Regions from separate parts of the Homo sapiens genome. Here region 2 is linked to region 1. Evidence: chromatin loops called from intact Hi-C (ENCODE). Cell type or tissue: endothelial cell of umbilical vein. All regions are shown on one strand.

Region 1 (8,000 bases):
ATGTAAAGTTTATCTGAAACTATGAATGCATCGAATGATATACAAGTGCTTCTAAATAATGTTCCAAGTAAGATTTGATGTATAGAATTAGACAAAAGTGAACAGTGATAAATTACCAACATTTAAAGGTCTTACCTATTAATATCCTGTTCTTCTTGATGCCACTTTTTACTTCTTCATCAATCAAATCAGTAAGCACTTGACACATGACATCAATTGATTCAAGGTGTTCTGGGCAGTCATTGGTTATTTTAAATCTGTCAAACCATACATTGGAGATTCCTCCTTTCATAGGAGTATATGATCTGTTTAACAACCGCCCCCCCCCAAAAAAAAAGAAAGGAAAAGGGAATATGAAAATGGATGCTTTAATTACCAAAATAATAGTGTTTTGAATAAATGATTTCAATTTCTTCTAAGTTTTATAAGTTAAATGCATATTAAAACTACTCTCATGTATATTGTATTAACTATCCCATACTTGTATCTAATCCATTAAAATCTACTAATGCCAGTTCATATCCTCTTTACCTACTCCCTCCATCTTTTAAGAGGGAGAACAGTTACAGTACCAGTGAATCTTAATCCATTCATTGTATATTCATGCTCTGGGATACTATGTTGGTTAAAAAAAATACACACACATACGTGCACAGGCACACACACCATCAAGATATTCCAAACTGTAATGGAGTAAAGGGGGTCCTGTATTCAAGTATTATGTTGGTAGATGTAAATGAAAGGGGAACAAAAAAAAACCTTAGAGATTTCTGTGGGCAAACACAGAGAGGGATGGGGGCTATATTAGATAAACACAGAGAACAAATGTTTTCCAAATATGAAAAACGGAAGAGTTGCACAGAAGATAATCCTTATCCCTTGGCATGCCCTGCTTTCTCCTCACGTAATGATGAGAAACAGAGTGGCAAAGAAAACATAGCCAGTGACAAAAGTGCCTATAGTAATTTGAAAGAACTCTAAACCAATGACAAGTAATATTTCCCTTTGATGAACCCAGACACAGGATTCTTTCCACACCAATACCTCCTCTACTTTGCCATCTCAAATTTAGCTGTATACTGTCACCCACCAAAGTTAGTAAAGTAAAAGCATGAAATGTGCAGCTAAATTGAAAAACAAAAATAGACGGCTAAAAGACAACAGGTGAGACCTGAACATGCTTTTGTACTTCTTCTCTAGTGAAAAACCCAAGTAGAACCTCAGCATATTCAAGGAGCTAGAAATATTCAATTGTCATTGGCCTTGGGATGCATACAATCTTTAGGACCAGTGGGTGGTGCTGGAAGGGAACAAAATTACACCATTTTTCAATATTGATCATACCACCCCAAAATAAATGGACATCCACTTAAGGGGCTTGAACGTCAAGGTTATATTTGGAAAGTTTCTCAGAGAAACTAAAAAAAAAACCTGGAAACAAGAAAGTTGAACTGACTAAAATTTAACAAAAATTCATATACGGGGATCTTTTATTTACTCAAATAGAATCATATAAACATTACTTTGTAACACATTTTCTAAAATTTAAATGGATATGATGAATACCTCTGAAAGTCAGTACATAAAAACTTAAATGTTTTCCCTAAGTTTATGCAGATACATAAAATTTTTTAAATATGAGATTATATATATATACATTGTTTAGATGTTTTTCATGTCAATCTTATTCATTTTTTACCCATCTCTACATTCCTCCTCTTCTCTCCAACTCCCTCACACATCTTGTCCTTTACATTCGGTAAACTGTGTAAATGATCTGAAATATATCCTTCAATGTTATTCTTATAAATTAAAATATGCATATTTACAGGCTATTTCTTGGCACACTATTTCTTTTCAAAAATAAAGTAGTCTATCTGATTCTATTATGTGCATCATGCTTTTTTCCTTCAACAATATCTCATGGAAATCCTTTCATCAGTTACAGTTCTAACTTACCCTTTTAATGGCTATATTATATCCTATGATAAGCATATTCTGCAATTTAATCAGCCATTCCCCTAATAATGGGAATTAATTTGGTACCCAGCTTTTAGCCACTAAGAAATATGCTTCATTAAACATATGCATACGTGTTTTTATCTACTGGAACTTTTATTCCTATGGAAAAGAGTCAAGAAACAGGTTGGATTAAAAGGTACAATTTTTGTCTTAATAGATGTCTCAAAGTTGCTTCCATAAAAGTTGTAAAAATTTACCTTTCTACAGGAAAGGTAGGAAAATATCCTTTTGCCCACAGCAGTAATAGCAGTAGGTGCTGACATACATTAAAATGTTACCATTTAAGAGTATCAATTGAAGTTTTAAAACCAACTTTATTGAGGTATAATTTACATATATAAACTATATTGAACTACACACATTTTAGGTGTATAGTTCAATTACTTTTTACAATGCAACCACCATCTCCACAATGATACAGAACATTCCTTTTCCTTGGAAAATTCCATCATGCCCCTTCACGAGCAACTCCCGTAACCTTCCCAAGCAACTACTGAGTGAGACTATCAACATTGATTTCTTTTGCCTGTTCTAAAACTCCACATAAGTGGAATTGCTGACTGATGTCATTTGCTATTATTTTTTCCTATTGTCATTTCAATTTTTTTCTTGTTTAAAAGAGTACTTTGTCTATTATTGACAAATATTTGTTGCATATATTTCAGGTATTTTCTTCCAAGTCTATTTTGAATATTGATATTACGTTATTATGTACTTAAGGGTTTTTTTTTTTTTTTTTTTTACTGGACAAAAGACTCTACATTTGATATAATGTCTTTTTAAAAAAAAATTTAAATTTCTGGGTCTCTAGATTTGCTTAAGAAGCTCCTGCCAATCCATACATTTTTTATATATAGTAGCCCAGATTTTCTTTTAAGACTTTTGTTTTCATTTTTACACCTAAGCCTTGAATTTTGGGGGAATTTCATACATGGAGTAACCTAAGGATTCAAATTCATTTTATCCCATATGATAGTCAATTGTGCTTGTGCTATTAAAAGAAGGAGAGAGAAAGGGAGGAAAGGAGGAAGACACCCTTCTCAGCAAACAGTGAAATTTTATCTTTGCCATATATTTTATAGTTCTGCATTATCTAGTCTCTCTAACCCTGATTTCTGTAAGACATATGCTATATATAATGAACTGACTTCCCTCTAATACATCTAGAATGGTGCTCGTTCTATATCATACATGCAGTGGGCGGGGGAACAGTCACTCAAATAATTTTCTATGTCTTGTGATTCAGCTGAAGAGCTTTAGTTGAGAAAGGCTCTATTTTGTTCCACTAATCTCTTTATCTATTAAGTTAGTTTCTATTTAGTATCTATTAAGTTAATTATTAAGTTAGTATATAACGTTAATCATATTATAGTGGTTTTAGAGCATATTTTGAAGTTGTGTAAGGTAAGTTCCCCTCTCCTATCATTACTCTAGTCTGTGTTTTCATACTTGTCCTAGCTATTCTCAGGCATCTATTGTTCTTGATTATCCAATAAATTTATCAAAAAATTTAGTAAACTTGAAACTATTTTCAAATAATTATCCTTAAAAAATCCTTTTGGAATTCTAATTAATATTGCATTATTGTCTGAGAATTACATTTTATGACATAAACCTATGAGGAGGGCAGATTTTTGCAGACTGAGCTTTTCCTTCATTGCTCTTTATCCAGGCTTTCAACTGCTGCAGAAAAGATAAAATCTTGCACCACCTCTATACTAGGACTCCAATAAGCATAAATTATCTCACAACCCCATATGCCTTCTGACCCCAGAAGCTGTGTGGCTCTAGAAAGGTAGATAAATTAGAATCAGAAGGGGAGAGAAGGCAGAAAGCATTCAAACCTTCCTCCTCCCAGAATCCCTTCTCAAAACTAGCTTCTTAACTAGTTTTGAGTTACTCATTTTCATTACTCTGAAAATGAGAGTAGGTGCTTTCCAAATAGTCATTGTCAGACAAAATGAAACCTCAAATTGTAGTCAAACTGTCACTAAAATCACAGTGAAGTTCTAAATCAAAATATCAAAAATACAACACTCACTTTAAAATTCAAATGAGCCTATTACCCTTCTGAATTGTTCTACTTCCCTTTTCATTTTACTCTGCTATTTCTGTGTTTATTTGTCTGTCTAAATACTTAAATAAGGATGATATCATAGGCTAAAATGTGAATCATTCTGGGAACTCAGCCATTAATGGAAAAAAGTGGCATTCACTTAACTTTTTTCTTTGACAATGCCTTAATTAGAGATAGATGCTCAGCAGAAGTAGAATCCCAATGTAAGTATGTTACTAATGTGGTAGCTAAGAAAATTAAAATTCTGTTCAAATGGAGTAATTGAGAAAATTTAACGAGACAAAAATAATTTAGAACTTTCTTGCTAAGAAAGCATAAACAAGAATGTATAAATCTCCTAAAATGTTAGAATAACATTTAAATAAAATATAAAAGTTTGTTTTTTAAACAGCTAAAAACTATCACATATGTTATACTCATTCACCTTCTTCCTCAAATAAATCACTTTATTAGCTGGTATAAAACTCCTCAGACATTACCACAATAAATAAATATGTTTGGCAAAGAACATCTGTGTGGTTCCTAAGTTAATCAATCAACCAACCCATTACACATTGGTAAAATATTAAGCTAGAATAAAATGTCCAAGGTTAAAAAAAAAAAAAAGTTGACATTCAGCTTGATACCAAGTTGTTTTTGATCTGTGTTGCCTTAAAGTCATAAAATCGAAAGTTCATTCATAACCTTTAAGTTAACAAATTGGCACCAGTCTTCCTCTTTATCCTCATTTCATACCACTTCTCTCTCCCACCCTTCACTAGGTTCCAGTCACATTTGTCACTTCCTTTTCTTCAAATAGTACGAGCTTATTATTAGTTGAGTGGCTTTGCATCTGATATCCCCACTACTTAGAGGGCTCTTTGCAACATTTCTGCATGGTGGGCTCCGACTGTTCATTTAGGTCTCAGCTCAAGTGTCACCTTCTCAGGGGAGCTTCTTTGACTCTCCAACTGAAAGTATACCTCCCTTTTACCCTGCAACACACACATATACTCTCTATCCCCAGTCTTAATACCATTTATCACTATTTGAAATTATTACATTTAATTTCCCTTTTATTTTCTGTCTCTACATGAGCTCATTGAGAGCAGGGACTTCATTCTTTCCACAGATACATACCCAGTGCTAAGAACAAAGCCTGACATAGAATAGATGCTAAATATTTGCTGAATAAATTTCAGTAATCATTTGTGCCACTTGGGAATAATTTGTGCCAGCCAGAAATAACAATGTCTAAAATTATTTTATTTTTGCTCCAAATATATTTTGACTTTAACTCTTATAAAATCTACACTGTGATTTGTAGAAAACAGTCCATTTTTGTTTCTTTTTTAAAAAATCATATCTAAGAAAACTTTTCCATACTAGTACCTATTTAAACATACCTAATACTTACCAAAGAAGTACATTATTTCTTCAAAATAGCTGTTTTTAGTAGGGTTCCTTACTAGCATACTTGTAGTACAGATATACTGTTATCAGGAGAGGGCTCTCCTACTATCATGCTTCAGATAGGAATTCTAAGTGATGGAGTAAAGAGGAATTCATGGTTTACTATGCCTAAATAAAAAGTGCCTAGTTTATTTTAGAATACATATTTACTGAAAAATACAAACATGGACTTTGTGTGGAAAAACAGTGAATCTAAAAGTATAGGCACTATGCAAATCTTATTACTTTTAGAATTTTTTAAAACACCAAAAGAAACTATATTATCATATAAATCATAAATGGCTTGTTAAAAATTATTTTTAAATGGAAATTCTAATAATAAACACAAACTAAGAAAATCTCTAATTGTAAATATAGCTAAAGCATGTTATAGAAATAAAAATCTTTATTGGGCACTTCATTTAAAGAGTCCAAATTACCACAGTGAAAAAAAAAAGCAGTATTTTCCATCTAAATCAACACAGCAAACTAATTGCTGACTTTTACTGACTATGCCCCTACCTTAGCTGATTTAAAACATCTATTAAATACAGTTGAGGAAAAGGGATACCTTATAATCAAAATGGTAATTCACAATTTAATCAAAACACACTTATATGCTGTAATAGACCACAACTGAGTATATACAATAAACTATTGTTCTCCTCTTAAGCTGTTTAAAATATGGTTGACTGTTGAAAACAAAAATTATAACCTTGTTTGATACAGTTTTCAATGTATGCAGACAAAATACATATGAAAACTATAACATACACAAGATGGGGATAAAGGGACCTATATAGTTACAAGGAAAAAAAAAACAACAAAGAACTCTAAGTAGGTAAAAAAGCTTTGCTATGTATATCATAATCCCTATGGCAATCAGAAAAAAAATAAAGTAAAATGGTGTATTAAAAAACGAATAATTCAATAGAAAGTGTGAAAGGGAAACAGAGGAATGAAAAGCAGTAGACCTAAATTCAAGCATATTAATTGTTACATTAAATGTAAATTGCTTAAACAAATCACTTAGAAGACAAATTATCAGTTTGGTTAAAGATGAAAACAAAGCCCAACTACGTGTTGTCTATAAGAAATCCACTTTAAATACAATGATATAGGTAGGTTAAAAGCAAAAGAATGGAAAAAGACATACCATACAGCTCTAATCAAAAGAAAGTAAAAGGATGAAAAATGAAGTGCCATGTAAACAATAAGCATAGGGAAGCTGAGATATACTATATTTTTATTAAACACAGTACACTTCAGAGTATTACCACAAATTAAAAAGGAACATTTTATAGATAAAAGTAGCCATAAAAAAGACAATATTACTACATGAATATGCACCTAATAATATAGCCTAAAAATACATAAAGAGAAAACTGACAGAACTAAAGGGAGAAACAGACCAATCTACAATCATAGCTAGAGATTTTAATACCCATCCCTTGGCAACTAATAGAACAACTTAGAAAAATAATCACTAAGCATATACAGAATTTGTGTAATGCTTTCAAATACCTTGAACCATTAACATTTATAGAACGTGACACGCAGAAATGCACAGTAACAGTCACCAAGATAGACCATATGCAAAGCCATAAAAAGGTCCCAATGAATATCAAAAGAAGAAAATCATACAGGATATTTTCTCTAATAATAATGAAATGAAACTAGATATCAACAGTAATAAGAATATCTAGAATAGCTCCAAATATCTGGAAACAACATGTTTCTAAATAACTCATGGGTTATTTAGGACCCAGAACTTATGGGTTATTTAGGTCCCATGGGGTTATATAGGTCCCAGAACTAAATTTTCCATAACTGGCCAGAAAAATACCTTCCATCCCACATGCCCTTCTTACAGTGTAACTCTGTCTGACACCTCATTAAGAAACAGAAGTCTGTGTTTTCTCTGCTTGATTCTAAGCAGTCTTTTAACTAATGAGGGAAGAGTACTATGTTACTGTTAACACTAAGTCTTTAGGTCTGGTTCTCTTTAGACACTTTTGCTCTTGGAATCCAGCCTCCATGCTGCCAAGATACTACATGGTGAGGTCTCACATAGGTGTTACGGTAATAAGACCAAAGGCAGGTCCCAGTTAATATCCAGCATTATGCCATATATGTGAGTGAGCCTTCAGATGATTCCAGTTCCTGGCAATCACACGACGAGTCATTACCAATCTTCAAGTTTTCCCATAGGAGAGGCCCCAGATCAAGTCATAACCACCATCCCCCTTCTGAATTCTTAGCCCACAAAATTTGTGAACATAACAAAACTATTATTATTTGGGGTGGTCTGTTATACAAGTACAGCAATGGGACCATTTAGATTTGAAAACATTTCAACATAAATAAAAAGAAAGAAAAAAATTAGTGGAACTTAGCTACAGTAATGATTAGTGAGAAATGTATAGATTTAATGTAAATAGAAGAAAATAAGAAACATAAGAATAAATAT
Region 2 (8,000 bases), 880 kb after region 1:
AATAAGTAAATTCTTGTAAGTAATACAGTTAGTTCAACCATAAGTGGAAATGGGGAACAAGAGAAAGTGGACACATTTCTAGTTCCTTCAAATCTAGTTTTATATTTTCTAAGAATTATGCATTACTAGAGCCATCACACCTAACGTGAGTGAGAATATCCAAATCTAAACATAATTTTAATCAAATTATTGGAAGGTTTTTGGATTATTCAATAATTCAGATAAAAAGTAGTAAGAGTTCCCCTTCAAATTGGTTTCCAACTTTGGAATTCATCTTTGACTACAATTTTTAGAGAAAAAATAAGCACCAATATAGGGAACTCGTTTTGATGGCATGCAATGGAAAATAAAAATTATTGCAAACATTTATACAGCACTTACTATGTGTTAAGCATCATTCTAAGTGCTTTATGTATATTAACTTAATTGACTCTCACAACATCCCTATGAGGTAGGGACTGTTATTACTACTATATATAACAGGCATTTTGAACTCAGGCAGTCTGGTTCTAGAATCTGTGGCTTTAGTACTATGTGTTATATATCCCCACAAATGGTCTCAACTGCCTACTACTCAAAAATGGTAATTTTTACCAAGATGCAATAAAATATTATTCTGACTTTTAAAAATGCATTATAGGTGCTAACATGTAAGACTGATGTCTTAATATAATGCATTTTTAAAAGTCAAATGCATAGACTCATCTGTGCAGGATAATTTTTTTTTAAAGCCTCAGCCTCACTAAAGAAAATCCAATACAGGCAGCCACTTCAAATAGCACATTTATTCATATAGGGGCAAAAAGATGTATGGCACCATTAATTTTAAGTTAACAGTAACTAAAGATTTCTACAGCAGTTCTGTAATAACTAGTTCTTATTCTTCACTAATATCCATATTTTCCATAAGTCAAAATGCTGCATGTGCCATATTGCCAAACCTAAGTTCATTTTGATTAAAACTGTTGTTCAAATCAGAAACCACCCTACATGAAAACTAAATAGCATATTTTAAAAGACATAAATACAATGGGAAACTGGCTTAAAACCATTCCCATCAACAGTAATATGTATAATCCTGCTTGTTCTCATTTCAAACATGGAGTCTCACTTTTGCCTAAGCTCTATTTAGGCATTTTCAGTAAACAAACATTAAGCTGAATTATTTACAAAATTAGGATTCCACACATTCCTGTTAGAGAGCTTTACGTGAGAGTAAAACACTGTTGTCCTGCAATGCAGAGGCAATCTAAGGACAGCATCTTTCTCTACCTCCTTGCCTGCCTTCCACACCCCAACTTGATTTAAAAGCTAAATCCTGGCCAGGCACGGTGGCTCAAGCCTGTAATCCCAGCACTTTGGGAGGCCCAGGTCGGAGGATCACTTGAGGCCAGGAGTTCGAGGAGACCAGCCTGGCCAACATGGTAAAACCCCATCTCTACTAAAAATACAAAAAAAAAAAAATAAAATAATAAAAAAATAAAGCCAGGTGCGGTGGCATGCGCCTGTAATCTCAGCTACTCAAGAGGCTGGGGCATGAGAATTGCTTGAACCTGGGAGGCAGAGGTTGCAGTAAGCCAAGATCGTGACACTGCACTCCCACCTGGGCGACAGAGTGAGATCCTGCCTTAGAAAAACCAAAAGTAAATAATGAAAATAGCCAGAGGCCCACCAAGGGACCTGGGTGAGGAAGTCCTCCTTTCCTAGGCTTCTGTCTTTAGAAGCAAGAATTCAGCAGATCTAAGAACCAGAAGAAATGCACATTTTTAAAAGTACATAGCAATTTGGAGTCTGGGTCTAAGTTGTAAGATACCAAAGAAGCCAGGTATTTCAAAAGCATTCTCACCACTAATTATTTACCTATGAAGAAATTACAAGGTTGCCATTTATGACAAATAAATGAGAAATAGAGGAGTACCCTACCTTACCTCTATGTATGACATTTAAAGTGCTCATACCACAAAATCAGAAAAAATAAATACCTGGACTCTTCCAGTAACTCTTTTTCCTAGGGACTTCTATTAAAAATTATTGTCTAGCAATCACTAAGGAAATCACTTTCTTTCTTTTTTTTTTTTTTTTTTTGAGATGGAGCCTTTCTCTGTCACCAGGCTGGAGTGCAGTGGCGCAATCTCAGCACACTGCTACCTCCATCTCCCAGGTTCAAGCGATTCTCCTGCCTCAGCCTCCCAAGTAGCTGGGATTACAGGCCCCTACCACCACGCCTGGCTAATTTTTGTATTTTTTAGTAGAGACGGGGTTTCACCATGTTGGCCAGGATGGTTTCGATCTCCTGACCTTGTGATCAGCCTGCCTCGGCCTCCCAAAGTGCTGAGATTACAGATGTGAGCCACCATGTCCCGCCAAAAAATCATTTTCTAACAGAAACCAGCTAGCATTTTCCCTTACTATAAAATTATAATTTCAGTTTCATTATTAAAAAAAAACCTGAAATTGATATATTGGCAATTTCAAATAAATGAAAACCTTGTAGAAAGTCTGTAATTCAAGAGTACAAGTAAAGCCAATGCTTTCCTAAGAGCAGCCAATATATTCTCCTTAGAGACTCACAGATTTAACATCACATCCGCTTCTGTCGGCCTTTAGAGTAACAGAATTACATTCCAAGAAATCTGATTGAATTTTAGTTGGCTTTTCAAGAAAACATTAAAAGGAATAATTACAACTTTGAAAGCTAAGAAAAAAAATTAATGCCTCTACATTAATAAAATCTTGATTAACATACTGAGAAACAAATCACTCTAGATAAGAACATGTTTTGAATAGAGGAACAGAGGTATTAATCCTTTAAGAGTTAAAGCTTAATTTTTTTATAAAACTTTACTTAAAAAATATGTTTTTGTTGCTTCCTTAAACAGTGTTCTAAATACAATGTAATATTTTTAAAAATCACTCAGGGTCACCAGGCATGGTGGCTCATGCCTGTAATCCCAGCACTTTGGGAGGCCTAGGTGGGTGGATCACTTGAACCCAGGAGTTCGAGACCAGGCTGGGCAGCATAGCAAGATTCCATCTCTTTAAAAATAATAAAATAACAAAACATAAAATAAAATAAAATAAAATAAAATAAAATAAAATAAAAATCACTCGGGGTCAACATCAAGATATTGGTCAATATGCCTTGCCACATGTTGGTATGTAATTGGGATGATGCTTCCTGTATTTGATCGAAGAATTACAGCTTCTGGATTAGGGAATTCCTTCCAAATAACTGAAAATTAGTTATCTAAACCTAGAAGATATTACATTTATTCATGTGGAAAACTCTCTAAAATAGACTATTCATCTTCCCTGACTCAGTAAACAAGTTAATCATTCTTAAAGATTCAGGAACCCTACTAAGACATACAGGACTCATTAGTGCCTGCCCCAGGTGGCCTCACCATACTCTGCTATTCTGGTTGCCTCCTTGTTTCTGGCCATGCTATTTCCCGCACTAACCAAATGCTTCTGCCACACTGCTGCTGTTAACCTGATCTTTACTGTCATCCTTCTCATTTCTGATTATAACCTGGAGCAGTCACTGCCTCCAAAAATCTTTACCTCTCAGACATGTTCCATATTTTATATTCTCTATTTTGGTGAAAGCTGTCACCATTTCTGAGTCTCCCAAGTTGTAAACCTCTGAGTTATTAATAAATCCTCCCTCTCCCATATCCCTCTACATCATGTTAATCACAAATCAAGTCAATCTATACCTTAAAATTGCCTCTCCAATCTGATTCTTCTTTTCCCTTCACCCCAACCCAATTTACCCCACACAATCTTAGTTCACGTTCTCTCCCCTTGCTTTAATTATGGCAATTGTCTTCCACTAATTGGTCTTCTGACCATCCTTCAGCCCTTTCTTTTCCTTAAAAATAATGAAATCTTCACTAACTGAGCAACAGATTCAATCATTCCCCAAACTTCAGCACTGCACAATATTACTCTTGTAACAAACCTCTACATGTACCTCCTTAGTCTAAAATAAAAGCTGAAATAAATCAAAAGAGAAAGACAGAAAAATCAAATCTGACCAGATCACTTACCTTATGGCATTGGCCTCCAAATGCGTAAGGAATAAAGTCCAGATTCCTCAAGATAGGACACTTCAAATCTAATGCCAACCTACTTCCTCAGAATCCCTTTTTCTAACTCCCCACTCATTAGCAAACATCCTACATTCCAACTTCCATGGAAGAAAACAGGAAAGAAAACTATAAGGAATCTGAAAAATTACAGAACTGGCAGGCTTTTTCCCCCTTACCATGTTTACTTCATGCCATTTTAAAAATCAAAGCTAAGTTTCTTATATTCTTCTAAAGTACTTTCCTCCTGAGTCACATTTCCTATGACTATCCCCACATCACAATTTTTCCAACTTTACGATTTTCTAATTTCGTGAGCAATATATGTACCACCCAGAACAGCTACTAAAACAATTTGGCAAAGAAGGTTCCTCTTCTTGTTTCTAAATGAAATATGTGGTGATCTGATTCATTCCATAGAACCAAATCTCCACTGAATTTAACATTCAACATTTTACCCCAAAGTTCTATTTATTGGCTAAGAATCATTCTTTTTTTATGTCTTCTCACATCCACTAACAGTATCTTTTTTCATAGCCCTATCTCACAAAAATATAAATAAAATAAAATTAGTGACTACCAATTATTCACTACAAATGTTTTAAGAACGGGGATAGAGAAGGTCTTAAAAGGTTCCAAAAAGAAAAGAATCAAAACGAGCAGAGCAGCACTGAACCGCTCAATGGCTAAAAAAAAAAAAAAGAAAAAAGAAAGAAAGAAAAAATTTCTCTCAAACTTCTGAGAGAAAATTACTTTCCAACATGGACATCTATGTTCTATTAGTTTCCTGTGGCTGCCATAACAAATTGCTACAAACTAGGTAGCTGAAAACAATAGCAATTTACTCTCTCACAGTTGTGGAGGCCCGATGCCCATATCTGGCAAAGCCTCACTCCCTCTTGGGGCTTCAGGGGAGAACCCATCCCTTGCTGTCTCCTCCAGCTTCTGGTGTTTCTTGGCATTCTTTGACTTGCAGCCACATCACTCCCACCTATTCCTCCATGGTCACACTGCCTGCTCCGATTCTGTCTGTCAAATTTCTCCTATGTGTCTAAGAACACTTGTCACTGGTCTTAGGGCCTACCCGAATAATTCGAGATTACCTCCTTCATCTCAAGATCATTAATTTAACTGCATCTGCAAAAACCCTTTTCCAAATATTGGAAGCCATCTATCGGGCCAACATATCAATAAAAAATAAGGACACCTATACTCTCTCCCAGAAAGCTGAAAACTGTGCCATCACTAAAATGCAGGAGAAGGCCAAGAGAAAATAAGACGTTTAGTCCGAAAAAACAGAGGATACTGCATAGGAGAGAGGCGAGAGGCAAATGGAATTCCCAGGAAGGGGATAAAGCAATGTTGCAAAATGACAGTGCACAGCAGGTAAAGAACAACCAGTTTAGAGAGTAGCAGCAGGATGATCACAAGAAATATACTACTGAGAAGGGCTTAACAGTTCTTTTGAAGAGTATGGAAGGATTTTGGCATATACAAAACTAAAGGAAAAAAAAGGCAAGTGATAACTCCAGGAAAAATAAAAATTGTAACAAAGCTGAAGAAAGTAAGTATTATTATTGTATATTATTTTGCTCAGCAGTGAACAATATTCACATTGAATACTAGTATTCAATCTAGTGTAAGAAATTTTAATATACTATGTTGGAAGGACAGAATGTGGAGAGGTGTGAGGAAAACCAACTTTATCTTCCATGAAAGATAGTATCTAGTACTGATAAAGAAATAGTGTAAATATTATTTAAGATATGGAGGTAAATACCAGAAGAAAGTACTAAGAGTTGCCAAGGTATAGAGAAGAATGGAAAAGGGCAGTGGTTATTTTATTTAACCATAAATTCAGTTTTCATACTGTGCTCCTATTGCTTTGATAATAAAATTCTAATGCAGAAAAGACTCTAAGAAAAATGACTTGTTCGGCTGGGCATGGTGGGTCATGCCTGTAATCCCAGCACTTTGGGAGGCCGAGGCAGGCGGATCACCTGAGGTCAGGAGTTCGTGACCAGCCTGATCAACATGGTGAAACCCTGTCTCTACTAAAAATACAAAAATTAGCTGGGCATGGTGGTGCACGCCTGTAATCCCAGCTACTCGGGAGGCTGAGACAGGAGAATCGCTTGAACCCAGGAGGCGGAAGTTGCAATGAGCTGAGATTGCTCCACTGCACTCCTGCCTGGGCAACAGAGCAAGACTTTGTCTCAAAAAAAAAAGAAAGAAAGAAAAAGAAAAATGACTTGTTCGGGCCCTATCACAGTTAAAAAACATTTATCACAATGTCTGTTTCTTATACCTTGAAGAAATATGAAATTTCTATAACAATTATTTTTTAAAAAAGTTCTTTAAAATAAATTCCCAAGTCATGTGTACATTAGGAGAAAACAAAACCAAACACCAAAACCACTCCTAAAGTATGGTTAACTATAATGGGCTCAATGTATATAACCTATGTTATATTATTACAATTCTATCCATATTTAATATAAAACTCCTGCCTCTTTTGATTATTGAACATAAGACTTTAATGTCAAAACTGAATAACACATATAACTGGGAAAAAGAATTGAAGTCATTAAAATGAAGGTGTTTCCAAATTGGTATCCTGATAGATGGCTGCCAGTGAAATCTAGTTTATATGTGGGTGGCCTCCAATTTTAGAGACTTCACAATATTAGGAATATTGAATTTAAAAATCTGTGCTCTGAATATCATTACAGCCCAGGGAAGGGAAAACAATAAGATTTCTTTTGTTCCATTTTATGATGAGAGAAGGAACACCTATGAGGAAAGAGTACAATAGCTATGGTGCTAGGACAAGGTTAAATATAAGAAAAAATGGCAAATATTACTTTCTACTTTCTTAATCTCTTCCTTTATTTAGCTCATCAATGATTCATTTCTGAATAGCACTTTGGCACATCAAATCTATGCTCACCTTTGCCACCCTGCCTTCCCTTGATCTACCTTAAAAGTTCACCTATTTCAAGTAACATACATAGATATAATGATCTATGCTCTAAATAAATAGTACACCGTTACTCTGAAATTCCCTTCACACAGGGGTAGCCACTTAATGTACATCTTGTTAGAGCTGGTGTAACTAATGTTAACGTGTACTTGACATACTAATTTAGAATTTGCCTACTATCAAGTTAATCTTGCTTACTTATTTACTTGAAGTCATTTGTCCATCTTAATTGTAAGATTTTAAAGGACACAACAAGGATAACACCTGGTAGAAACAGGCACTTAATAAATATGTTTTTTTTTTTTTTTTTTTTTTTTTTGAGATGGAGTCTCTCTCTGTCACCCAGGCTGGAGTGCAGTGGCACAATCTCGGCTCACTGCACCCTCTGCCTCCCGGGTTCAAGAGATTCTCCCACCTCAGCCTCCTGATTAGCTGGGATTACAGGTGGGTGCCACCATGCCCAGTTAATTTTTGTATTTTTAGTAGAGACAGTGTTTCACCATGTTGGCCAGGCTGGTCTCGAACTCCTGACCTCGTGATCCGCCCACCTTGGCCTCCCAAAGTGCTGGGATTACAGGCATGAGCCACCGCATCCAGCCAAGAAATATGCTTTATATCAGTAACTGATCCAATCTCAAACAGTGTAGTACTTTCATAGTTATTCAGATGCAAACTCAAGCAAAATTTTTAAAAAGGAGTCTGTTTTTCCATAAATATGCAATCAACATGAAAACACACATTTTTAAAAGAAAGAAATATGTCAGGGTATTGATGGCATGGGGCAGGGTGTTCTAGAAACAAATTACTTTTAGAGCAAAATCACTTTGGCTTAAGTCTCAAGCAATTTTTGACCTTGTCCCAGACTTACAAATACTGTGATCACTGAAGTAGAAAAAAAGAAAGTCAAGGGCAAGTGCAAATGGTAA

What was found. Hi-C counts contacts between places; a loop is a spot of excess contacts. Peaks named below come from ENCODE experiments on the same cell type or tissue, not always from the same donor. Only the 100,000 strongest peaks of a DNase experiment are listed, where the experiment ranks them.
Region 2: a loop joins it to region 1, with 2.5 times the contacts of the local background. A loop is called at or near these places in 2 of 110 quality-filtered maps.

Annotation. Positions count from the first base shown.
Region 1 is chr1:219,185,387-219,193,386 of GRCh38, reverse strand. It overlaps LYPLAL1 (lysophospholipase like 1), which reads right to left. Exons shown (of 5, transcript NM_138794.5): 3 at 136-305. Among named protein-coding and RNA genes, the nearest start is that of LYPLAL1, 16 kb to the right of the region's middle. In endothelial cell of umbilical vein, no CTCF peak of the experiment used is centred here; DNase peaks (open chromatin) are centred at 4,196 and 4,796; H3K27ac peaks cover 2,005 bases.
Region 2 is chr1:218,309,076-218,317,075 of GRCh38, reverse strand. All of the region lies in intron 4 of RRP15 (ribosomal RNA processing 15 homolog), which reads right to left. Among named protein-coding and RNA genes, the nearest start is that of RRP15, 28 kb to the right of the region's middle. In endothelial cell of umbilical vein, no CTCF peak of the experiment used is centred here; a DNase peak (open chromatin) is centred at 4,305; H3K27ac peaks cover 2,133 bases.